3 separate regions of the Mus musculus genome follow, and regions 2 and 3 are each linked to region 1. A link is a loop called in an ENCODE intact Hi-C map of the cell type or tissue named here. Cell type or tissue: gastrocnemius. All regions are shown on one strand. Region 1 overlaps Med27 (mediator complex subunit 27). Region 2 overlaps Ntng2 (netrin G2). Region 3 overlaps Ntng2 (netrin G2).

Region 1 (8,000 bases):
AATGGTCCCATAAGACCGAAGCCAAAAAGTGTTTGTTGCTAACTCTCTCCTGACAAAAGTCAGTTCTTGGTCCATCTGTTCACCATTTGTTAATTTGCATTGGCTTGAAACCTGTTTACAGGTGACATGCTATTATGAGGACACTTAGAAGCTATTTTAAGCACCGAGGCAATCAACAGACACTGTTGTGATGCCAAAGGGAAGGAGAGAGAGGAGTGTTCACAACTGTCATTGTGCATTTATAATAGATCACTCAAAATACTTGGTTTCAAAGGGAGGAGTTGTTACAGCAGCCCAAGAATACACCGGGAACGATTTCCTGTCCACTGCAGCTATTTCCTGCAGAGATCGACTGCTCCTCTTTCACAGCTTTGAGCTCAGGGCTCTCAGCCTCCTGGAATCCCTTCATAGAACTTCTGCATCATAGGCAGGATCTATATCCAGACTTGCACACAGCTCTTCACTGTGTGTAATGTTGGCTAGGAATAGGACACAGCATAGATGACGGCCTCCTGGAATTACAGTTTTTTTAAAAATTAAACAACAACAACCACCACCACCAACCCACAAATAATAGATGTGTAATATAAATGTAAAGAAAAACAAAAGGTAGCAAATGCCTCACACTATCCCAAGGAAGATTTGGTGGATTTTTTTTTTTAGTGTATACACACACACACACACACACACACACACACACACGAGAGAGAGAGAGGGGTGGGGGGGAGATCATTTTTATAAGCAAAACCTTCCAAAAGGGATCAAATCGAGATCTTGTCCTCGTTTCTATGCCAGTGTATTATGAAGGCAACATGATGTGGTCTTTGAAGTATTCAAATGCGCATGTTAATAGTATAATAGTTGGACCATTTTACACAAGAGTCCTAATCACAACACATGATCACCATAGGTTCACTTTGCCATAAGAACATTCCTGAGCCCCTATAACGTGTCCATATTTACCAAGGTCGCTATATTAGTTAACTGTCACTTACCCCTAACCTAGCACTCTCAAATTTAGATAAATTGCCCCTGATCATAATGTTAGCAATAAGAGGCATTCTCTGTCCTGTCATCCTAGGTTAGGGTTCTAAGAGTGGCTTGCCTGGGCAGGTCTGACTCAATCTCTTAGTGTGTTCTATTGAGACATTAGCTAGGGCCATAGTTATTAAGGGCTCAGGTCAGGTCACCAAAGCCATGCAGTGACCCCCAACTGAGCTCTCGGATATGGCTCTGGTTGGTATCTCATTTGAACATTTTGAGAGTTCAGCAGCAAGCCAGCCACTGTTGGCTGGTGACAGGAGGTTGTATTCCCACATCACAGGCTTCTTGAGTGTCCTCAGGTATGGCACTGGCTTCTCCAAATGCAGCCAACTAGGAATGAGCCAAGAGGAGGTTGTTTTTTTTTTTTTTTTTCTGACTTAGCTTCAAGACTGTCTGTTGTCCACTATTCTGTTCATTAGAGATGAATCACCGGGTGCTAATGGCATTCAACAAGAGGGCACAGACTGCCCTTTATGAAAGAGAAAGTGGCAAGGAAAAGGTGGGCTGCAGGGAAGGGTGGCTAAGAGCAAGCTCCATAAGATCCGATAGTCTCAGAGAGGACTGAGGTGCACTTCTGCTTTCAGAAGACTAGAGACAGGGGAACAAAGGAGTCACAGGGTATCATGAGTGTGTGCCAAGTCCTGTGTTAGACAAGACCCATGTTCTTGCCAGGGTGCTATTATGGAGTGCTGTCCTCCCAGCATAGTAGCCAACACCTTCATCGTCCTGCTGCAAGACACTCTCAAGACCAGGCTTTCGACTGTTGACGTTCCCTCATAGAAGAAGGGGGTGGGGTTGCTGACCTCTCACCTGCGCTCCTGCAGGCTCTCTTCTATACCTCCTGGCCACTGGCATGTAATTCTGCCCTAACTGCACTTGCCTGCATGGTATGAGGAGGTGCTAGAGTGAACAGTATGAAGTTAACTGAGAAAGGGGTCCCTTGATGCGGTGTTAGGGAAGTCAGTCAGCGTCTGGACCGGGATGAGCCTATCCTGTGGTATGACTGCTTTAGAGACACCTAGGCTCTGAAGCCTGTTAAGCTCAGCCTGAACTTCTGTGGAACTAGACTTTGATTTTTCTTGGAGCTTTTTAAGGAGAGGGTAGGTATTTGTAGACATGTCCTTGAGCAAGAGAGTCCATGTCAGGTGCTGAAAAAGATCCACTTACAGACCCCATGGAGTTTCACCAGGTTTCCCTCCTGCCAGCTTGACCAGACTTCTAGGTTTCTAAGGCTAGGTGAGCTTTAGCCAGTGAAAAAAGCAGCCAGGGGCTTCCCAGGGATGCTCCCTCTTGCACCCTCTATACTACTAGCCCTGCTGAGCTGTGCAGCAACCATGAACAGGAATGTGGGACAGTTGTAGAATGTGTTTTTCAGATGCACTGGCTTGAAAAGTAGTCACCTGCAGACTTAGTTGTTCCTGTGTTCTATAGAATGAGTGAGTGCTGGGATTAAAGACTCATCCCCTGCGTCCCCCAACTCCCCATTCCTTCCTACCTACGTCTGAAGAAGCTTGTAAAGAGGTAAAAATGGAATATGTTCACAGTGTGCTGCTGAGCATCCTCCCTCCAGCTGTCCTAAGTGCTCCTGCTCAGTGATGTTGCTGGCAGAAGGGGTGCTGTTCCATCAAAAGAGGCAGGCACCCTGTTGCTATGGAGACATGGCTGGACCTTTGAAAAAAGGTGCACAATGCATTCAAGGACACCATCTTCTGCTTTCTCTATGTGGTCCTGACACACAGCAGCATCCGTGAGCAAACAAACAAACACACACACACACACACACACACACACACACACACACACACACACACACCCATTGGATTGAGGTTGGCTTCTGTCTTACTTGGTTGGTCTGTGAGTCATGTTTGGAGAGACCTGTATTTAGTATCCATCAGGTGTAGCTATGTTGTGCTCTCTCCCAATAGCAGGTTTGGGTATGTTTCTCTATTAACATGGGATGCTAGTTTGGATTTGTGTGGTCAGGCTGAAGGGTACACAGAACTGTGGCCTCAACAGCTAATGATAAGCTGGCTTTCAATGGCCAGAGATGAAAGAGCTCTTTCTGCTCCAATCCAGCATGCCTCAGCCTCATTTAGTTTTGAGGGGAAACTAGTTTCTCTGAAAGGTTCTTTTTGAAAATACTACCACTATACCATGCAGGCAGGGCTAGCAGCATCTTTTCACCACATTTTCTTGTTTGAAAAGATCCTGCGTGTGGAATCAGAGCACCACTCCTTTAGGGTCTTCCTTGAGAGGAACAAGCCGTTCTCTGCTGGTTGCCCACCCTGCACTAGTTCCCCATTGGTCTTCCTTTTCTGTATGTCGGCTTTCTTTCCCTTGACTTGTTCCTCTTAGTAAGCAGCATACTGGTTCAAAACCATCTCCCATAGGAACCCTGTCTCTGAACCACCTTTCCCTGCCAGCTCCCACCCAGCTCTGCTTTGCAGCTAAGCTCCCAGAGTTCATGTCTTGTTTCCTCTTTTCTCTGCACCCGTGTGTGGTCTCTGCTGTTTCCTCCAGTTGCCGTCTCTAGAACGGCACACAGTAGATTGCAGACTGTGGTATCTGTCTCCCATTAACTCAATGTGGAGTTTTTGAGATTCACTCTCATTGTGTGTATCAGCATGGTCTGAGACCTTCAAGGCGCTATCTTCACACCACGTGTATTTGAGTAATAGCATCACTGTGGTAAACATGTGCGATGCAGTTGCTGGAAAGAAGTGCCATCAACTCAGGGCAGGGAGAGAATGGCACCACACTCACGTGTACTTAAACACAGTGGCCCGCCTTCTCTGTGCTACTGATTTTGCTCTGGGACTTGAGTCAAAGGAGGTGAGTCTCCTGCTACCACTATGTGTGCCTGGCTCCCGAGATCACCCTCTCGTGGTTCCACATAGTTGTGTTGTTTTCTGAAGGCTCACACTGCCTTTGTTTAGTGTAGAAACACCAGGGAGCAAAGCAGTGCTATTGTGTGCCCTGGGTGGGAATAGGGGATGGGGGAGAGCTACTTCCATCAGTCACTGGAGGTCCTGTGGCTCTCCGGCTCTTGCCCCACCCCCTTGTCTGTTGATTTTAAGACCTTTTTAAGATGGAGGATTTGTTTTGTTTTCCATCTTTGTCCCCATCAGCAGCTGTGAAGTCCATATTTTGCAGCACTGCTATAAAATCATGTCCATGGTGACCACGAGGTTACATCCTGTGGGGATAGTGGTGTCTCAGACTTTTTCACTCCTGAGACTATTTTGAGGGCAGAATGTGGTTATGTGTTGATTAATTTATATTAAATTCATTGGCCTTGATGGTGACAGAGGCTTGAATAGGACCCTGCCTCTCTTTCATTGGAGCTGAGTTCAGTTGACCTGAGCAAACGCACAGCCAGTAGCCTCTGGCTGCCCCTCTGTCAGAGGCTTTTCACAGCTCACAACAGCTTCCGCCTGGGCTGGGGCTGGGGCTGGGGCTGGGGCTGAGCAAGCTTGTGGCTTGTGCTGATGTCCCACAGAGGAGGGAAGCATGCAGATGAAAGTTTGCCGAGTTTGGGGGAAAGTCGTCAAAACTTAGGTGGAGATTCGCTAAGCCCTCCTTTCCCCCATTGGTGAGCATTAAGTAACAATATTCATTAAATACCACAGAGAGGCTGTGTAATAAAGTACTAATCCTAGGCCTAGGTGGCTGCAGTTCTCCAGAAGAGCTGAAATTGAGAATATAATTAAAGATTAAAACATTGTTTGCATTCTAAGAACATGGAGAGATCTTTTCTCTCCATTGCGGGACCATATTAATAAGGAGGAGATCAGTTTCCAATAACTGTTGCTGCTGAGGCTCAGTTATTAACACCCGTTACGTCTGAGCTTCTGACTCAGGACTTCTGCCCTTCTCCTCCAAGACTGGCTAGAAACATGAAACAGCTTCATGGTCTGGGGAGACGCCCAGAGGGCAAAGGGCCACTGCACAAGCATGAGCAACAGCATTCAGAGCTCCAGCACCCACGTAAGAAGAACCCACTGTATGCCCATCTGTTTGCTCTCCTGAGTGTGGAGAGTGTGTTGAGATAGCCAGGGTTGGTTGCCTTTCTAGGAATCTCAAACCCTGCAACCCCCTGCTACCCTTTCTTGTAGACATAGTAATTCTCAGTTTATTTCTTTTAGCCAGTTTGCATGCCAAAGCAAAGATATTGATAGGAACTCTGCCATAGCCAGCTGTGTTTATAACTGTGGCTGATGGGCCACCTCAACCCAGGGACAGGAAGGAAAGTGGTGCATAGCTGGCATCTGGTCTCCAGAGCTTTTGAAGCCAGTCAACACTCAGCCTCCCAGTGTCTAGGGTGGCCCAGAGCCTTTCTCCACCCGGCCTTGCTCCCTGGGCTGTAACAGCCAGACATTATTTCACTTCATCTCTGCCACTGCTTTGCACCTGCTAATTTCCTAGTGCTATTGAAATAGACTTGGAAAGCATTTTGAGGCCAAGGGTGTGGGATTGACCACCTTCTGACTCTATCTCCTCTGCTCTTTAGAGTCTCTGTTTGAGGGGAGACAAGCCCGTGATTGTTGTTGGGCTTATGTCCTTGTGTTATTGGCAGGTAGAGGAGAAAAGAGACTCTGAGTCTCTGAGGTAGAGGAAGGTGTGAGGTGGTTCCTGTGCAGAAAAGAGTGTTCTCACACTCCTCATCCAGTCAGGCTTTAAGCCCAGGCTTCTCCATGGCACCCTACATACTCTCCCAGTCACCCAGTTTCTCCACAGTATCTTAAGCACTGGTGTGTAGCTTTCCTGGCTTACAAGGTTGAGAACACCTTTCTCTGTGCCTTTGTGTCTCTCACTGTCTCTGCTTGCTTGCTTGCTTGCTTGCTTGTGGAGAGCAGAGTTCAGCCTCTGGTGTCCACCTAACATCCACCTTGTTAGTGGAGTCAGGGTCCGTTTCTGGTACTGAGATGCTCTTTATACTCTTAGGGTGTCTGGCCAGTTAGATCTTGGCATCCTTCTGTGTCTTTCTCCCCAGTGATGTGATTATAAATATGAAGCACCATAGGTGCTGGGGATCGAGCTCAAGTCCTCATGCTTGTGTGGCAGCTACTTTAACTACTGAGTCATCTGCTCGCTTCCCAAGAATGCTTACAAGAAATTTTAGATGTGATCACAGTGCCCAGGACTCATGGTGAACTGTAGCCATAAGTACTGAGTGTTTAAGTGGTCAGGAACCAAGGACCATTTAGACAGACAGAAGAGGATTGTAGGAGAAGGGTGCGGTACAGGGCTTGGGCTTGGAGCCTTTCACAGAGGACTGGGCCCAAAAGCCAGCCTTAGCACACTATGGAAGAGCAGGCCCTTGGGGCTGGCGAGCAAGGCCCAGTATGTGGAAAGTGGTATATTAGGAAGATAATCAAGTGGCAGGTTGCAGATGAATAAGCTAGTCCTTTGTAGCTGTTTAAAAGATAATTGGTTCATGTTACTTATCTTTTATCCCCTTTCTTTGGGCAGGAGAGAAGTCTCTGGGAGAAATAAACGAGGAACCCCTCATAAATATTAATGCAAAAATCTGTCCATGGAGAATAAATATAGGGACATTTTGTTTTAAATGCTCTATATCGTTGCAATTCATTAGCATATATGTTGTAAAAACTGCTTCTCTTCACTTGAGAGATCTGTGTTCCATTCAGATAATAGCCACAGACCAAAATCTGTAGCTTGTCGGGACTGTAGTACTGGAGACATATGGCAGAACTCTGCTCCTTGTTTCAGCCAGAGGGGTTCTGGTTCCGCGAACTCAGAGGACCGCCTGTCGAAGGATGCCTGATGTTCCCAGCCCCCTTCCCATCTGGCCTCTGTTGGGACCTTTGATCCACTCTCTGTGTACTCCTGTGTCCTTTCCACTCGGAGCAGGTGAGGTGTGTGGACGGCCAGGCCAGGAACATCATGGCACAGAGAGAACTTGTAAACAGAGGGAGGGAGGAAGCATTCCTCTCAAGGCACACACAGCTTGAGGTGCTCACAGGCCTCAGGCAGAGTGATGGATGGGCCACACCGACTTTAAATACGCCAGCATCCTGTTGCCAAGCATGTGGGCAGTATACCACTGCTATTGGAGTGGGGTCATGAGACCGTCTTGTTATGTTTGGTGCTGCTGGGCAGTCAGGCTCTCTGTACTCTTGCCTGTGTTTATAGGCACACTCATGCCCTTATCTGTAGAACGTGTTCACAGATAATGGAAATTGAGTACTGAATTTCATGAGTCCAAGTGCATTTTTCCATATGAACCCGTATGTGGTGTGGCCTAATCCACGGTGTCCACAGTGGGAGAGTAGTGTGCTTTCTTCCCAGTTTCACAGACAGAAGACTCTTGTTGCCACAGATCTTAGGAACCTCAGCGTGTTTTAATTTTTTTTAAATCAAGTTGGAAACTGCTTTTTCACTTCCAAGAGTCCTTTCCAGCTTCTCTTTGGCAAGTCTAGCTGCAGGCCTGAGTCGAGTAATGTTCTTGGAATGTAAGTTCTGGGATGCCACATTGTTTATCTGAAGATGTTTCAGACTGTGGTTGACGGCTGGAACCTAAAGCAGCAGACAGCAGAGCCGTGGATGATGTGGGATCTGTATCTGAAACCTTTAAAATAAAATGTTGGGACTCTAGGGGAGTGCCCAAGGAAAGTGACAGGTGGCATGGGAGACCACCAAGCTATGGTGACAACTTTGTCACATCCTGCCCCATTGACCTCACAGAAACTTGTTGCTGTTAATGCCCAGCTCTGGTGAGCGTGGGCACCTGCAGCCCTCAGGGACAAGCTTCCCTGTCCCGTCCTGTATTTGTCTCTGACTACGTGTAACACAGACAGAACTGAGAACCTCAGTCTTCTGTAGATACTGAATCACAAAGTAGTCGCCCAGACTAGGAAACAGTAATAAAGAATGTAGCTGTTAAACCCTGAGTGGGATGTGGCAGCCTGCAGAATCAGTTTAAAATGATGTTT
Region 2 (8,000 bases), 220 kb before region 1:
GGCAATGCCCACTCGACCCCCGCCCCCGCCACTTTGAACCCCTACCCTGGTTGCATCAGACCTTTCTCACTGCAGCCACGTGTTCAAAGCCCACCCCCAGCTAACAGCAGGCCCACGTAGGCCCCTCCCACCATGCTGGACCACGCACCCAGCCTAAAGGGTCTGTCTTCAGGGGCCGGTCTACTCACGATAGCATCCTTGGCGCCAGTAGTGTGTAGGAAGGCAGTCGTCGCACTTGGGCCCCACTGCGCCCTCCCTGCACTCGCAGAAGCCTGTCTCATTGCATCGATCGTGCACAGAGCCGATCTGGTTACAGTTACATTCTAGGGGAAACAAGAGCATAGGCCACGTGCAGCCAGAGTGGCCTGTGAACCTACAAATGGGTCCTACCTCAGGCCCAACCTCTATAACCCGCCTTTGTATCCTTCTCAGCTGGGTCTCTTGCTCTCCCTGGCGATGCTCCCCACAAGGCTGGGGGGGGTCCTGGGGAATACTGGCGCATTTACATGGCAAGAGAAGGCTCAGCATAGTTTTTCCTCTCCTGGCATCCAACACTCTAGCTCCACTGTGAGGGCTGAGCCAGCCTCATTGCTCTTTCTGGACAGCTGAAGTGGGGGCTACCAATACCAAGCTATGAGTAAGACAGGTGACAGGTGTCTGATCAGGAGATTCTGGTGCGTGTGTGTGTGTGTGTGTGTGTGTGTGTGTGTGTGTCCATCTGTCCTTGGACCCCAGTCCTTGAAGCCCAGTGCTTGGCCTGAGACCGAGGAACAGACAGAAAAGAAGGGGCCACCTCTAATCAGATCCATTGACCCTGCCCTCTCCCTGCAGCTGGCCCTGTTGACACTGGCAACACAATTCTGCTAGATCACTTTAGAGTTGATGGAATATCCGAAGGCCTCAGCCATGATCCAGAGTAGCAGCTCTAGCTTTGCAACTGATCAGGTGGGGGTGGGGTGGCGGGGGATGGGCAGTGGCTCTGCTGATCGATGGCTAAGATCTAGCAGCCCACAGACCTGAGACCTGGCACCTGCTGCAAACAGGTGGGAAGATGGGCAGTTCTGACTGCCCGTCTATGCTACTGGGTATCAGTTGGGGGCTATAGGTTTGGTTTTTAGGGTCTGTCCTCTGCCCAGGTCCAAGGAATGTCATGGGTCTTCTCTACAGAAAAGTCAGTGCTGGACCATAACACTGAAGAAAGAGGGTGCCTACAACTGCTGGCTCTGAAGTTTTGAAGGACAGTTTCAACAACAGAGGAGAGATAGAAACTGCTTACCTAGTCTACTGCCCAGTTTTCTATGCACTCAGAGAGGACAAGGGATGGGCCAGCTTCGCACAGCAAGCCTTTGGCTGTAACTAGCACCTCTGCTTCCAGTGCCTACAGTTGGGGGTCACTAGTAGTGGATCAGAGGGCTTCTGTCCCCTTAGAGATGCCCAGATGAAGAGGGCCTCCCCGTGGGGTGTCTGCACCTCCGCAGCTGATTCTGCAGGGTTGGAAGCCCACTCCTGCACCTGGTGCTTACCAATGCAGACGTTCTCATCATCCAGCTCTGCGGAGCCATTGCGATAGTAGCCCAGGCGGCAGTGCTGACAGTGTTGGCCTCGAGTGTTGTGTTTACAGCTGACGCAGGTCACCACGTTCAGGAAGTCAATGTAGCTGCAACGGTTGGAGTGGCCGTAGCACTCGCAGTCTGGACCAGCCAAGTGGGAGAAATGCCAGTGGTCAGTGAGCATTTGGGGGAAAACAGGGATACAGAGAAAGGCATACCCAGGAATATACAGGGAAGGTGGCAGGAAGCATCTTTGGGAGGGGGATCTGGACGGGGTCTCAGGTCCAGGACACTTCTGTAGCATGTGGCTAAGGCTTGCCCTGTCAGCTTTGAGTCCCCAGGAGGCCTGTGGGCAGACAGTCAGTGAGGCAAGGGCATGCTAACATCTGACTAGGTCTCAGGGCAAGGAGCTGTCTGAAGGATGCCTGCATGCTGAGGCTGACTAGGAGGGCAGGGTCATGCTGCAGGCTGCATTTACAGAGGGAATGCAAAGGTTCCAGGCTGGCTAGAGTTCCCTTGAGGGCCTATGGATGAATGGAGTCATACAGGGATCTGGATATGATGGCATGGGACAGAACCTTCTTCCCATGCTGCTTTGGAAGAGGGAAACTGGCTACTGTCTCTGCAAATTCCTACAGGACCCAATCTTCTTACTAGCTTGGACCTCCCACAAGTTTGATTGGCACTGAATTGCTAGTTTCAGCAAGACACTGGGCACCTATCTCCTGGTTTCCTCTGGTCTCAGCCCAGCTTTTGAATCTCACTGTTCAGTTTAAACCAAGGAAAGCCACCTCTGAGCCATTGTGGGACTTTTTACTCTCCCTCCCACAAATGTTTTTGGTTTTGTTTTAAGACAGGGTCTCGGGATTGGTGGAGGAGTAACGGGGAAGTGGGATATCATTTGAGATGTAAATGAATGGAATGATTAATAGTAGTAATAAAAAGACCAGGTCTTGGGTAGTTCAGGCTGATCTTGGACTCAATAATTAGCTAAGAATGACCTTGAACTTCTGGTCTTCTGACCTGGAATTACAGTCATGCAGGTCCACACCCAGTTGATGCTGTGCTGAGACTCCAGAGCAGTTTCTTCCTGTGCGAGCGCACTTTACCAACCAAGCTACATATTCAACACAGGTTCTCAGGCTGACCTTCCAAATGACTCTATCAACTCCCATGACTGCCTAGGTCAAGGACCTGGAATAGCAGAGGTCAATCTGAAGGGCCACTTTTCCTTCAGCGGGATAGACCATCATTGTGTCCCTTCTAAGGGACTCAATACCCCCATGCCATTACACATGAATGCTGGCCACCTTCTGAGCAGCTATCCCTAGAGGACCTCAGCTCCCTCTCTTGTGATGATCAGGGTGGTGCTGACCTGGTCTCCGTATGGTCAAAGGCACACGAGAGTCTGGAGAAACACCCATGGGTCTACCTGACCCGACTTTACCTTGGTCCTCCTGAGACACCGGGAAACATCCTCCAAACGCCCCCAAAGAGTGACCCAGGTGTCCCAGATTCCATTCCAACCAAGACAAGCCCCTGGGCCACACCTCCCAGGGGAGCCAGGACAGGCTATTTGTGGCAGCTGCTTCTCCTGCCATGTGCCTGCCCACTGTGCCTGAGTTGGCTTCTGACTCATCCCAGCTTTTAGCTCCCTTGGGGCTGGAGAGACTCAGCTTAACCTTGACCCAGCTATTCTGGGAGGGTTTTCTGAGTTGATACCAACAAGCTAGTTCTGTCCTGCACCGTCTTTCTCCGGCAAACTGGAGAGGAGGTGGGAAGCCTGACTCAGGCCACCTTCTTACCTTGAAATTCTTCAATGGGTATCACCTGAGGAGATCTGGGCTTGAGCTCGAAAAGCGTAGAGTCCTTGGCTTGGGAAGGGACAGCGACAGAGATAGCTACAGCTTAGAGAGATGAGAAACGAGTTCTTACACCTGCTACGGTCCAGCCACGGAGGAAGCCATCCATACCAAGGGAGAAGCTAGACCAAAGCTCCCGAGTGCCTTGGGCTGGCCCCAGGCAACCATGTTACCTGTTCACTTTCGAGGTAGGGAGAGACTACATGGCCCTCAGGTTTAAGATGTGGTTCTTCTAAGAGTCCCAGGCTAAAGCACCCTGTAGCCATGACAGTGGGTACCTACTGCCGCTGGTCCCTCGAGAACACCTACATATCCTCTGGAGCAGTACCCAAGTACCTTCTTCATCTCCTAACACCCTCTACCTGCTGCTAAGACATTTGCTGACACGGAGAGATATTTGGCCCTTCTGCTCTTTCCCCCGTCCCCTAATCTCTCCTGGTCATCAAGTCCCCAGGCTAAACCTGGCATTAAAGACTGCATCTTGGGGTTGGAGAGATGGATTGTTCAGTGGTTAAGAATGCTTGTTGTTCTTAGAGAGGACATGGGTTCAGTTCCCAGTATCTGTGTGTTAGTTCATAACTATCTGTAACTCTAGTTCTAGCATTCTTCTGACCTCCATGGGCACCAGGCACACACGTGATACACATACATACGTGCAAGCAAAACATACACATAAAATAAATACATTAAATATTTTTTGTTTTTGTTTTTGTTTTTGTTTTTTGTTTTTGTTTTTGTTTTTGTTTTGTTTTGTTTTGTTTTTGAGACAGGGTTTCTCTGTGTAGCCCTGGCTGTCCTGGAACTCACTCTGTAGATCAGGCTGGCCTCGAACTCAGAAATCCGCCTGCCTCTGCCTCCCAAGTGCTGGGATTAAAGGCGCTGACCACCATGCCCAGCCATGTTAAATATTTTTAAGACTGCATCTTCTTTCCTTTGGAGCACATTCTTCTACTCTGGCTAGGATGGGTCCTTTGCTGTCCTCTAAAGTGTCATCAAGCCAAGAACGCAGCAGCACTACCCTTCCCTGCCTGGAATCCCACCAGAGCCCTGCTCCATTCTTGGAGGTAAGCATGCTGTTATTATAGAAAAAAAGGCTCTGTGCTTCCCTCTAGGACTCTGTGGCTCTTCAGTGGGGCCAGGGCAGGAGATGACGCATGTATTCATCTCTAAAGAGGATGTGTTGATTAAGGAACCTCTAGGATGCTCTAAGAACTTCTGACTCTTCAGTTGTGCAACCATTTGCCAGTAGAGGGCGCTCAAAGCCTGCCTCACTGCTCATTCATTCCGGAGGGGGGAGAGTTGGGGGGTTGGAGGGGGGAGAGTTGGGGGGTTGGAGGGGGGAGCTTGTGGTGTTGGATGGGGTGGGGCAAGGGCAATAGAACCTAGGACAAGTCAGCTGGGGGACAGCTTAGGACAACCTTCCTCTCTGAGGAGTCAAGCTAGCCCAACTTAACCCACATCCATCTATGGCTACCGATGAGTCCCTGTCCTGGGTGTTTCCCCACAGTAGGAGAATAATTAATTCTCTTGACCTGGTCCTGGGGGGCTTCTACATGGTTCATGCCTTCACTTAACTGGTTAGGCTGCTGGGTCTTTGCCTCAGACTTTCTCTGTCACCATCATAACTCATAGCTACGCCTATTCTGGTCCATCTGACCCTCTCTGGGTGCCATCAGCTGCCTAGGTATCCTACATGTGCCCCACATTGTGAGGAGGGAGAAGTGATGTTCCTGTTACGAAGGACGTCCTTCTCTACACTCTGAAGCCCTAGGAGAAGCGTTACAGATGTTACCTACTGGCTTCCAATAGGGGTAGAGTTGGGAGTAAGGGTAAAGGGGTAGCTACAGGCCTTTTACCTCATTGCTTTGACCCTAAGTTCTGCCACCCCACGACTTTCAGTTCTTGGGGCCCCCCACCATATAAGCCTGCTACCCCTACTACAAGGGAGGGTCTAAAATGGAGCTCCTGGGGTCTCAGGTCTGGCATAGGCCCTGCCCCCATACCTTCTGCACTGGAGGACACCTGGGGCCAGAAGGAGCTGTCCCCAAGGGGGGCCATAGTAGGTGGCTTGGTCTGACCTTGGGAGGAAGAAGAGAAGAAATGAAGTCATTTGAGGGATGATGCCCCTACCTTTCAGAGGCTCCTATAAGAAGCAGTGCTACAGGCTGTGTCTACACTGGCTGTAAACCAGGGTCCAAATTCACTCTATATACTCTATACTATAGCAGCTGCAGAGGCTATGCACACGCTGGAAGCCTGATGAGAGGAGGCCCCCATACCTGAGGCTCTATGGGTTTTGGATAGTTCTTCCTTCACTGGGCACTGCTTTTAAAAACCCTTCCCTGTTTGTGTGGTTTCTGTTCCAGTTTAAGAGCCAGCTAAAACAGGTCCTGTGTGTGACCTCAGGCTAATGCTGTACTGTGGGACAATGTCCTGGCCAGGATGATAGAGCCATTGAGAAAAGTTCTAGAAGGTTCCCCAGAGTGTCCTCTTTTCTGACCACTGCCCTTCCACCTCATCATGAGTCACCAAATGTCCCATCCCTAACATTCAGTTCCCAGAGCTGGACACAAAACACGGAACACAGGCAGCAACCTCTTTGCCAAGTTCAAACGGCAGAACCGCGAGAAGATTGTGGGGGTGGGGGTCAGGGGAAACTGATGTCTTCCCTTCTGGAAAGGGATTATTCATGGTGGTTGATGGAGAAAGAAAAAAGAGAATCTACCAGGTAAAAAATGGTGGGAGATTCCCAGCTGGGAGCCTGAAGCCTTTGGACATCAAATTGACATTAATATGGTATTCAGTGAAGAGATAAGGCCGCAGGACTGGAATTGGCAAGGGCTTAATTAGAGCCCTGGTAAAACCACCCCGAAGGCATCTTGCTTCTGAGTTTGGCTCCCCCCACTCCCTTGAGGAGGCTGGGAAGGATTAGACTCTCTAGCCCGGCTTCGGCTTCCGGGATGGCACTGCCTCCCTGATAGCATCTGGGGCTGGGGTTTCGAGGCCCAGCTGGGCTGTAGCTAAAGAGGTCTGAGAACCCGGTGGAAAGCCCTGGGTCCAGGAAGAGAAAGCTTCTGAGTGCATTTTGCTAGGACATGCTCAGGTGTCCTGTGTTATGTGCCAAGACTACACAGAGGACCTTTTGGAGTCAAGAACCCATACTAGCTAGGTCTTAAAGGTGGGACACCTCTAAGCACCTGAGACTTCAGGGCAGGATCCCAGGATGGCAGAGGGGGCAGGAGTGGATGGAGTGAGCCAGCCCTGTGTTCCTGCTTGGACTGTGGGAGCTGTTTTTCCCTCTCCCCCCTTCTGTCTCTCTCTTTCTTAAAAACTGGCTTTATCGAGGTATAAATTTGCATACCATAGATGCAGTAGCATCTTTCTAAGCCTCCAATCCCTCCCCCAGTGAGACTAGGAAGACAGCACTGTCCAGCCAGCCAGACACCGGCATGCAACTGGGATCCAGACCAAAGGTCTGCCGAGTGTCCTGGGGACCTGGGCACAGGCCACACAGGTGCTAAGGATGCCCTAGGTGCAAAGATGCAGGCTGCTGGCTGTTACCTTGAAGCCACCTTCTCCCCTTAATGCTCAGCCATCCAGTGCAGGGCTCAGAATCGCAGATCTGACAGTCATGGCACGTTTGCTATTGCTGCCTCCTGCTCACTAGCAAAGTCCTGGAGTCAGACCCGACTTCTGGAGACAGCTCACTGGGCCTCCCTGCCTTCTCCTATTTAACCTCCAACCTCACAGTCTGTCCCACACCACTTACACAAAAGCAGCACCCACGCGGGTTCAAAGTTCCTCAGTGCCTGACAGCCAGTGCCTGTCTCCCGCCCAGTGGACCACTGGTCAGTGGCAGGCGGAACACCCCACCCCTTCCTGCTTATTTCTGCTCCCTTCTGCCCATCACAGGTTCAGTAAAGTCCAAAGGTCTCTGAAGGGGGCTGGGGGTCCAGGCTGCTAAGCCTCAAAGCCTAGATTCCTCCACCTCAAAGGGGCCCCAGACAGAAGAGGTTTTCCTAAAAGTCATCATCTCCTGGTTTAGCTCCCTATGCAATTCCCCTGGGGCGTGGTCCTGGGAAGGTGACCTTCTCAAGGCTGTCTGTTGACCTGGAGGGGCTACCCTGTGAAGCAGATGGACAGAGTGCAGGGTTGAACTCTTCCCCCACTGCTGGAAGGGTCTCTATCCTCAGATGTCACCCACCATGGGGCAGGGACAATGGATGACAGAGAAGAAAGGTCAGGGCTACCCAAGGAATGAGGAGCCTCAGCCATATCTCCCTTGAAAAGGTTGGGGAGGGGTGGGCTTCCAGGAGGAAGTTACTCGGCCACCATCTTGCTGATACCCTTTGACAGGAAGAATCTTTTTAGATTCCCAGCATCTGTAATGGGCCAGGCCTGGGAAGACTTTCCCAGGTGAGTCCAGAGGGCCATGTCAGGATCCCACACCACTTGTATGCATAAATCCTCCTTCAGGAGGGCAAACAGCCAGCCAAGTCTGTATAGGTCTATGTGTATCTGCACGTGTAGTCCCTTCTGTAAGGCAGGAATTTGGCCCGGGCCTGTCTCTTCTCACGATCTCTTCTAT
Region 3 (8,000 bases), 200 kb before region 1:
TTTCTCTCTGCTTCCTGACTGAATGTCACGTGACCAGCTGCCTCGACTTCCCTGCCATCGTGCACTGTCCTCTTGACCCGTGGATCAGAATCAAACGTCTCTTCCATAAGTTGTTCTTGTCAGTGTGCTGTCCCAGCAGCAGAAAAGACACAAGATAGATGTCATCATACACACTGTCCTGCAGCTGGCCCTCATTGCAGCTCTGAGCTACGGGAGGGGGGGTGTCACAAAGAAGCCAGCTCACCCCTCCAAAGGCACAGAAGTGGATGACAGGCACTAGCTGGCATTGTAGGTTCTTCTTGGGGACACTGGACCCTAGGAAATCCATATAAAGGAGGGTCTCATGTCTGAGCCTCTTTGGCCAAACATGTTCTAACACCCCAAACAACCCAACTCACAGTGCACACCAGCATACCAAAGTCTTGTACAAGTCCTCCAGGAAAGAAATCTGTTTGACTTTGACAGAAATTTGTTTGCAAAGTGTATCTGACCTCCAAAGCTTTCTTTTTTTTTTTTCTTTTTATTCTTGTGAATTTTTATTTAACACCCTGCTGAGCTAGCTGGAGAGGAACACCCAGTTGTAGAGAGCCAGGCGTATATTCCACACCTCTGGCCTGAGGAGGGGCTATTTTTAGACATCAGCTACGTAGAGAAAAGATTGCCATCAACTTTGGGTGATAATGTTGACCTTGGCTTATTAAAAATGCATAAAAGATCAGCTGGATCTGAGAAGCAGATTGTGTCCATGCTAACAGGAAGGCTGGCTGTTAGAACCCAGTGGCCTGGGTGGCACAGGAGGGCAAGTCCCTCCCTGACCTTGGCTCTGCTCAGGTCCCACCCTGGCAGCCCCAACCCTTCCCTATTTCTGCCAGAACACAGAAGGCATCTTGATCTTATCAGTGCCATGAAGACCTGGAGCGCCTTGGCTGATGTAAGGCGGCTATCCATCTACTAGTGGTCCATATCATCCAAGCTAATGGCAGAGGCTCCATATTCTCTTGATTTTGCAAGTACTTCTGGATGACATTGCATCTCTGTGTTGGGGTACAGTGGAGGAACTTCACTGGCTCATCTCCTCCTTCACTCTCTGTGGTGGTTTATGTATGTTTGGCCCAGGGAGTGGCACTATTAGGAGGTGTGGCCTTGTTGGAGAAAGTGTGTCATGGTGGGTGTGGGCTTTAAGACCCTTGTCCTAACTACATGGGAGCCAGTCTTCTAGTCTTCAGATGAAGATGTAGAACACTCAGCTCCTCCTGCACCATGCCTGTCCGGATGCTGCCATGCTTCTGCCTTGATGATAATGGACTAAACCTCTGAACCTGTAAGCCAGCCCCAATTAAATGTTGTCCTTATGAGAGTTGCCTTGATCATGGTGTCTGTTCACAGCAGTAAAACCCTAGCTAAGACATCTCTCTCTACCTGTGTCTAGCCTAAGTTCTGACCTTGCTATCCTCTGGGCCTTTGCCCTACTGTTTCCTCTGTCTGGCCCCTGCTTCAAGGCTCTTGACCCTTTCCCAAAGCTAACACTTTGAGGCAGAGGTGGCAAGTTGAACAACAATGTTACTTTTTCACTGAGGCACCTGGCAGCTATGACTCTCAACCACATTCCCCAAAACACTACATTCAGAGTTGTTTCCTATGGTTGGGTACATGAGGCAGTTCAGGGAGATAATGCATGAGTTTGAAGGTTAAACATAGCCCTCCTAGCTCTAGGATACACATGTAAGAGAAATTGAGCCTACTCTTGCATTATTGTACCCCAAAGCTGGGGACCACCCATACCTATTTACAGGTACTTAATGTAAATAGGCAGCATATACAGAGAATAGAGTATTATTCTGTCATAAAAGGAAGGGAATGCTGGCTCATATGCTCATGGATGAACCTTGAAAACAAGATGCTAAGCAAAGTAAGTCAGATACAATGTATAAGTTACTTGCCACTAACTGTCCTTAGAGGCCAGCCTGCTCAGACAGAAAGCAAACTAGCGGCAGTTGACTGGGCTGATGGGGAGAGAGGGGACTATGGGGCAGCAGTATTTCCTCCTAGGTGGTGAAGATGTCTGTCTTAGTAAGGGTTTCTATTCCTGCACAAACCAAGAAGCAAGTTGGGGAGGAAAGGGTTTATTCAGCTTACATTTCCAGATTGCTGCTCATCACCAAGAAAGTCAGGAATGGAACTCAAGCAGGTCAGAAAGCAGGAGCTGATGCAGAGGCCATGGAGGGATGTTACTTACTGGCTTGCTTCCCCTGGCTTGCTCAGCCTGCTGTCTTATAGAACCCAAGACTACCAGCCCAGAGATGGCACCACCCACAAGGGGCCTTTCCCCCTTGATCACTAGTTGAGAAAATGCCTTACAGTTGGATCTCATGGAGGTACTTCCCCAACTGAAGCTCCTTACTCTGTGATAACTCCAGCCTGTGTCAAGTTGACACACAAAACCAGCCAGTACAATGTCCTAAAATTTTCAGGTGTGCTGGCACACACTGTGTTCTAGGTCAGCCTGGGCTACATAGTTACATAGTGAGTTTCAGTCCAGCCGGTCTATGTAGAGAGACCTTATGGGGGGAGTTGTTTCTTTTTTCTTTTTTGTTTTTTTCCAGAGTTTCTCTGTCCTGTAATTGTTCCAACTCAGAGATCAGCCTGCCTCTGCCTCCTGAGTCCTGGGATCAAAGGCGTGTGCCACCACTGCCTGACTGAGTGTTCTTTTTGATGGTCTCATATAACCCAGGCTAGCCTCAAACTCCCTATGTAGCTGAGGTTGAAAACTTTAACATTACATTTATTTATTTTGTGTGTGCAAATGCTACGGCATATATGTGGAGGTCACGGAGCATGTGTGGAGGCCAGAGAACAGCTTTCAAAAGTCAGTTTTCTCCTTTAGCCATGTGCAACCCAGGGATGGAAGTCTCATTGTTAGGCATGGCAGGTGCCACCTCACCAGCCGGCTATGGATTTTCTACTTTTTTTCCCCTAGATTTATTTATTTTATATGAATACACTGTAACTGTCTTCAGACACACCAGAAGAGGGCATTGGATCCCATTACAGATGGTTGTGAGCCACCATGTGGTTGCTGGGAATTGAATTCAGGACCTCTGGAAGAGCAGTCAGTGCTCTTAACCACTGAGCCATCTCTCCAGCCCCCAAACCTGTTTTTCTCTAGACCTCTATGAGTTGTTAGGGGCACTGAAGCCCACTTTAAATGGGTGCATGCATTTCCGGTAGGTGAACTCCATCCAGCAGAGCTTAGGCCAGTGAATGGACAGAGTGCATGTGGGTGGGTCAGGGGAGTGACGGCGACCCCAGAATAGGCTCGCTGGCAACGTCTGCTCCATCAGAGCCTCCTTCTCTCCAGCCTTCAAAGACAGCTGGCCCTGAAGCTCCCACTTTGTGTGAGAACCACCCTATAAGCTCTTGCAACCTATTTCCACCCAAATATGCAGATGGGGAAACTGAGGCCTGGAAAGAAGTTCTGAGAGCCCTCCCACAGTGGTACATGGTACCAGGCTGGAGTCCAAACATCAGCTAGACCCGCAGCTGCTCTCCATGGCTGATCTCCCAATGCCTTAGAGTCAAGGTAGACATGGGGGGGACGCACAGCAGTGGGCAGGGCTTCTGCTCAGCCCAGGTGCATACGTTATCAGTCCGTCTGGGTTTCCGTTTGAGCATCTGTATGATGGGAACACAGATTCCCTTTATGTCTGGGTTATCAGGGAGACCAGACATCTGGGCTGTGGCCCGAGGTCTAATTGGCTCTCAGACAGACACAAGCTCCCAGAAGTGCATCTGCCCCACCCCATCCCAGTCACAGACACAGACACAGACACAGACACAGACACAGACACAGACACAGGCACAGACACAGACACAGACACAGACACAGACACAGACACAGACACAGGCACAGGCACAGGCACAGGCACAGACACAGACACAGTCACAGACACAGACACAGACACAGTCACAGTCAGACACAGACACAGACACAGACACAGACACAGACACAGACACAGACACAGACACAGACACAGACACAGACACAGACACAGACACATTCTTCCCCCAGCTCAGGCCTTTGTCCTGTGATTTTCCTTTTCTAATCTAGGAGACCCTTGGGAGATGACGTAAGGAAAATAAATAAGCAAGCACGTGAGTAACTCGAAGCCTTGCTACCCACCAGCACCTGCATTATTAACCAAATCCGGAGAATACCCACAAGGCCCCACTCCTGTGTGAGAAGGCAGGGACTCCATAGGTCAAGGCCAGCACTCAGGTCTCTGGGGGGCAGCAGAGGGCTGTGGAAGAGTTGTGAGGCCTGGCCTCTCTGAGCATGACCTCCAGGCAGGGCTCTTGTCCAGACCCTGCGGGTGGCCCAGGTCCCCAGCTACACTCTTGGCTCACATGGTTCTCCTTTATGGAGGAATCTTTTCTCCCAAGGGTCTCTTCACCGATTCTGACCTTGAAAACCAGTTCACCAGAAAACTTTGGTCCAGGCTGCCTTCCCTTCTACTAACTTCTTCTAGGCTCAGCCATCAGAATAAATTATTTAATCATGAGGAAAGGGACAGTGGGGGTGGGCCAGCCATACCTGTCCTCACCACTAGGATGACAGGGGTTAGGGGGAGGAGGGCCGCTCTCTCGATGCTGATGCAGCAACTATCTTCTGGTCCAGACCTTGGGGTTGATTTGCTGTGTGACCTTGAAGAGTTATTTCTCTGGGTCTCAGTTATGAAAGGAGTGGTTGGATCAGACCTTGGATTTTCAGTCTTGTCATTAAATTTTCCTAAGTGCCTAACATACTGCCTGGCTACTCAGGAGAGGGAGGAGGGTAGGAGCGGAGAGGGAGGAGAGGTCCCAATGCTGTGCGAACATGGTGGCCAGTGTCTGGGTAGCCAGTGGTCTGTGGACCTAGCAGCAGGATCTTACTATGGGAGAAAATAGGCAGGTCTATGGAGATAGCTGGGCTCAGGAAAGTAACATTTGCTATGGTTGACAGCCAACAAGCACAAAGGCCAGTGGGGTGAGAAAGCTGTACTTTCCAGCCTTTCCCGGTGGCCCCAAGGGACAGCCCCATATCTCAGTGGCCAGCCAGACATCAAAGCAGATGTGACTGGCTTGAGGCCTCTAGGGTCCCCTATAGGGTGGAGGACATAGCTTCTAATCTCTTGAAATCACTTCTATATGGAGCCCCGAGCCTCTGGGAAGAACACACAGGGAATGAAGACGCTGGTTGCTGGCTGCGAGCTATGAGGCATGCCTGGTCTCCTTGCTATCTAAGAGGATGGCTTCAGTCAAAGGTTTGAAGCCAGCCTCGGCAACACAGGAGGATTCTGTGTTAAAAACAACAAAAATGCAGAATTCCAGGTTGTATTTGAATTTTACATAAATAATGAATGCTTTCTGTCCACATATTTGCGCGCCAGAGACTAAGCACTATTTCTGTTCCTCTAAAGCTCGGACCTGAGATGTTCTGTTTTTCACCTGCCACCCTTGCTTACCATGTGGCCAAGACATGCCCTCTGCTCTGACCTGTGCCCCCCGCCCCCTCAGCTTCCTGTAGGGTGCACCCACTCACCTGCTAGACCTAGCCCTGATGACTCCCATAGACTGCAGGGTGTCTGTGCTCTTGCCTTCCTCGTCTTTTCTCTGGAGCTGACAGGTCCCGAGTCAGCCCCTGGAGAACATAACATTTCCAAGACAGGGCCAGGTTCACCTCCCAGGGAAGGCACACACCAGACAAGCCTAGCTCTCAGGACACGTGGCAGGCCCAGCTGGGTGTCTGACAGCCACATGGAGGACCACGGGGGCTCTGGCCTGTGCCAGGCCTGAGCGTGCCCTGCCCAGCAGGGAGGGGCAGGCGATGCCCAGGAGTTACCAGTAGGGGCACCATCTGGGCCCCAGCCTGGCACCAGTATGTCACAAAAATCGTGAGCCGGCCCTTCTCTCCTCTGGGCAAGAGAAGCGGGTGTTGGAGCGACTCCCAGACGGGAGGGCTGCAAAATGTAGGTCAGCTCCCAAGCCAGTGAGTGATGTCACCTGCTCCTTGGGGCAAAGAGGAGGCTGCAGGGAGTTTGGGTGAGCACGGAACAAGGGGTGCTGGAGATAGGCAGAATGGAGACCCAGGTCTGGCTCCCCACAAAGACTGAGCCCCAAGGGGATCATACATCTCCCAAATGGGGTGCCTGTGTGGGAAGCAGGGTGGGGTGTCTGTGTGGGAAGCAGGGGAGTGCTCATCCTGTCTTCTGAAGCAACTCACTGCAGAAAGGGTTCTGCATAAGTGGTCCCCAAAACTAGTTCTCTCCCCAAATGGCCACATGTTGTCACACAGGAGGTCAGGCAAGGCCACAGTTACGGGTTCTAACCCTGAGGATAACAAAGTTGGAAGCAAAGCTAGTGCTTTAAGGCAGCAGGCAGCGCCTTCCTCCCTCACCGAGAGGAACATTCCTCTTCTATTTGGGGAAAATCTTTTTTTTTCTTTTTTCTTTTTGTTTTGTTTTGTTTTTTTTTTTCAAGACAGGGTTTCTCTGAATAGCGAACTCAGAAATCCGCCTGCCTCTGCCTCCCAAGTGCTGGGATTTAAGGCTTGTGCCACCACTGCCCGGATGGAGAAATTTTTGATGGGCCTTTGGTTATCACAGGGCAGATTCCAACTCTACGCTGGCTGGCTAGGTGACCGCTCTGAGGGATGAAGGAAGAGTGGCCATCAGGACACTTCTTTTATGAGGTCTATAGGGGGGAGGGGTGTGGCTGGGTGGAGGGCTGGGTAGGCTTCAAGGTTGTGTTAATTCCCACCACTGTCCCAGTTTGGACCCAGGCTAATGAGACCCATGATCTGTGGCCTTGGGCCACTGGTGGGTGGGAAGTCTGCATCTTTGGTGGGATCTGTGATATTGGGGACAGGCCATCTGGACTTAAAGCAAGAGAAAAGTCAGGATTGAAGCTGAAGGACCCAAGCGGCCAGTAGGGCATTAATACATCTGTGGCCATGACCACAGCGAGCTGAAGCAAACCAGCGAGACACAAGTCTCAGGGCTGGGGGGACCTGAGACTGGGTCCAAAGAACACTGTCAATCAAGACTTGAGCGCCTGTGGAGGAGGGGGACGTTACACTGCAGGCTGAGGGGCCTGCAGTGAGCAGAAAGGCTGAGTGATGCCAAGGTAATGGGGACAGATGTGGGCTGCAGCTCCTCCTGGAGCGGATGGCCAGCAATTGAGTTAATTGGCTAAATCAAATTTGGGCTTCTGTGCAAGCCCTTTTCTATTAAGTGCCTGATATACATCACCTCTGCAGTCCCACTGATAAATCTTGTTACCCATTAGGAAGCCAGACAAAGCCTCCCGTGCTCAGATGACAGTCCCTGCAGCTGCAGCGACTGCTTCCCTTGAACCCAGCACAGTCTGCACCAACATGAGCTAACCTGCAGGTTCTCAGAGAGTGAAGTCACCTTGGGCCACTTCTCTCTGGGACCCGCAACTACCTCCTTTGTGTTTTGCCTTCCCCAGGAAGATCCTTCCCTAGATCGAAGGTTTCCTTCCCACACATGTGCACACACATGCACAGACGCACAGATATGTGCACACATATGTTTCTAAAATTCCCTTCAGGAACTTCTTCCTTCAGCTGTCCCTGTTTGACTAGTTAAAATCCTTATCCACACGGCCCCTCAAGTCAGAAACCCAGGAGTGAGAAGCCCTCCGCAGCTCACTCCCACTAACTCTTTCCATCCCACAGAAGCCGTCCTGAGGTGGTCCACTCCATGACTACCTTCCATCATCAGACTCAGTCATGGCTGCCATGGGGCTTGGTCTCACATGCTCTCTGAGTCTTTCTTTGCCTTTGTCACTAAGATTGGAGGCCAGGCCAGGCCAGGCCTTCTCACAGCCCCACCTCACCTTTCCTCAGACTAAAACCACTGCTCCCTTTAGCTACAGGGACCTCTGCCACCCAGCTCTGCCTGCTACACTCCCCTCTTGTGCCCCCTCACCACATCTCAACC

Evidence for each region. A loop is a pair of places that touch in the nucleus more often than their neighbours do. Peaks named below come from ENCODE experiments on the same cell type or tissue, not always from the same donor. Only the 100,000 strongest peaks of a DNase experiment are listed, where the experiment ranks them.
Region 2: a loop joins it to region 1, with 2.6 times the contacts of the local background. A loop is called at or near these places in 2 of 42 quality-filtered maps.
Region 3: it touches region 1 in a loop (6-fold over the local background); 2 of 42 quality-filtered maps call a loop at or near these places.

The regions. Positions count from the first base shown.
Region 1 is chr2:29,415,166-29,423,165 of GRCm38, forward strand. The region is part of intron 3 of Med27 (mediator complex subunit 27); the gene reads left to right. Among named protein-coding and RNA genes, the nearest start is that of Mir133c, 56 kb to the right of the region's middle. In gastrocnemius, a CTCF peak has its summit at 4,972; no DNase peak of the experiment used is centred here; H3K4me3 peaks cover 220 bases; H3K27ac peaks cover 4,182 bases.
Region 2 is chr2:29,195,459-29,203,458 of GRCm38, forward strand. Ntng2 (netrin G2) reads right to left here. Exons shown (of 7, transcript NM_133500.2): 5 at 1,524-1,691; 6 at 189-323. Among named protein-coding and RNA genes, the nearest start is that of Ntng2, 49 kb to the right of the region's middle. In gastrocnemius, CTCF peaks have their summits at 4,630 (motif pointing right) and 4,833; a DNase peak (open chromatin) is centred at 4,667; H3K4me3 peaks cover 738 bases; H3K27ac peaks cover 2,141 bases.
Region 3 is chr2:29,212,204-29,220,203 of GRCm38, forward strand. All of the region lies in intron 2 of Ntng2 (netrin G2), which reads right to left. Among named protein-coding and RNA genes, the nearest start is that of Ntng2, 32 kb to the right of the region's middle. In gastrocnemius, CTCF peaks have their summits at 4,290 (motif pointing right) and 5,877; DNase peaks (open chromatin) are centred at 4,328, 4,589, 5,100 and 5,877; H3K4me3 peaks cover 2,273 bases; H3K27ac peaks cover 3,539 bases.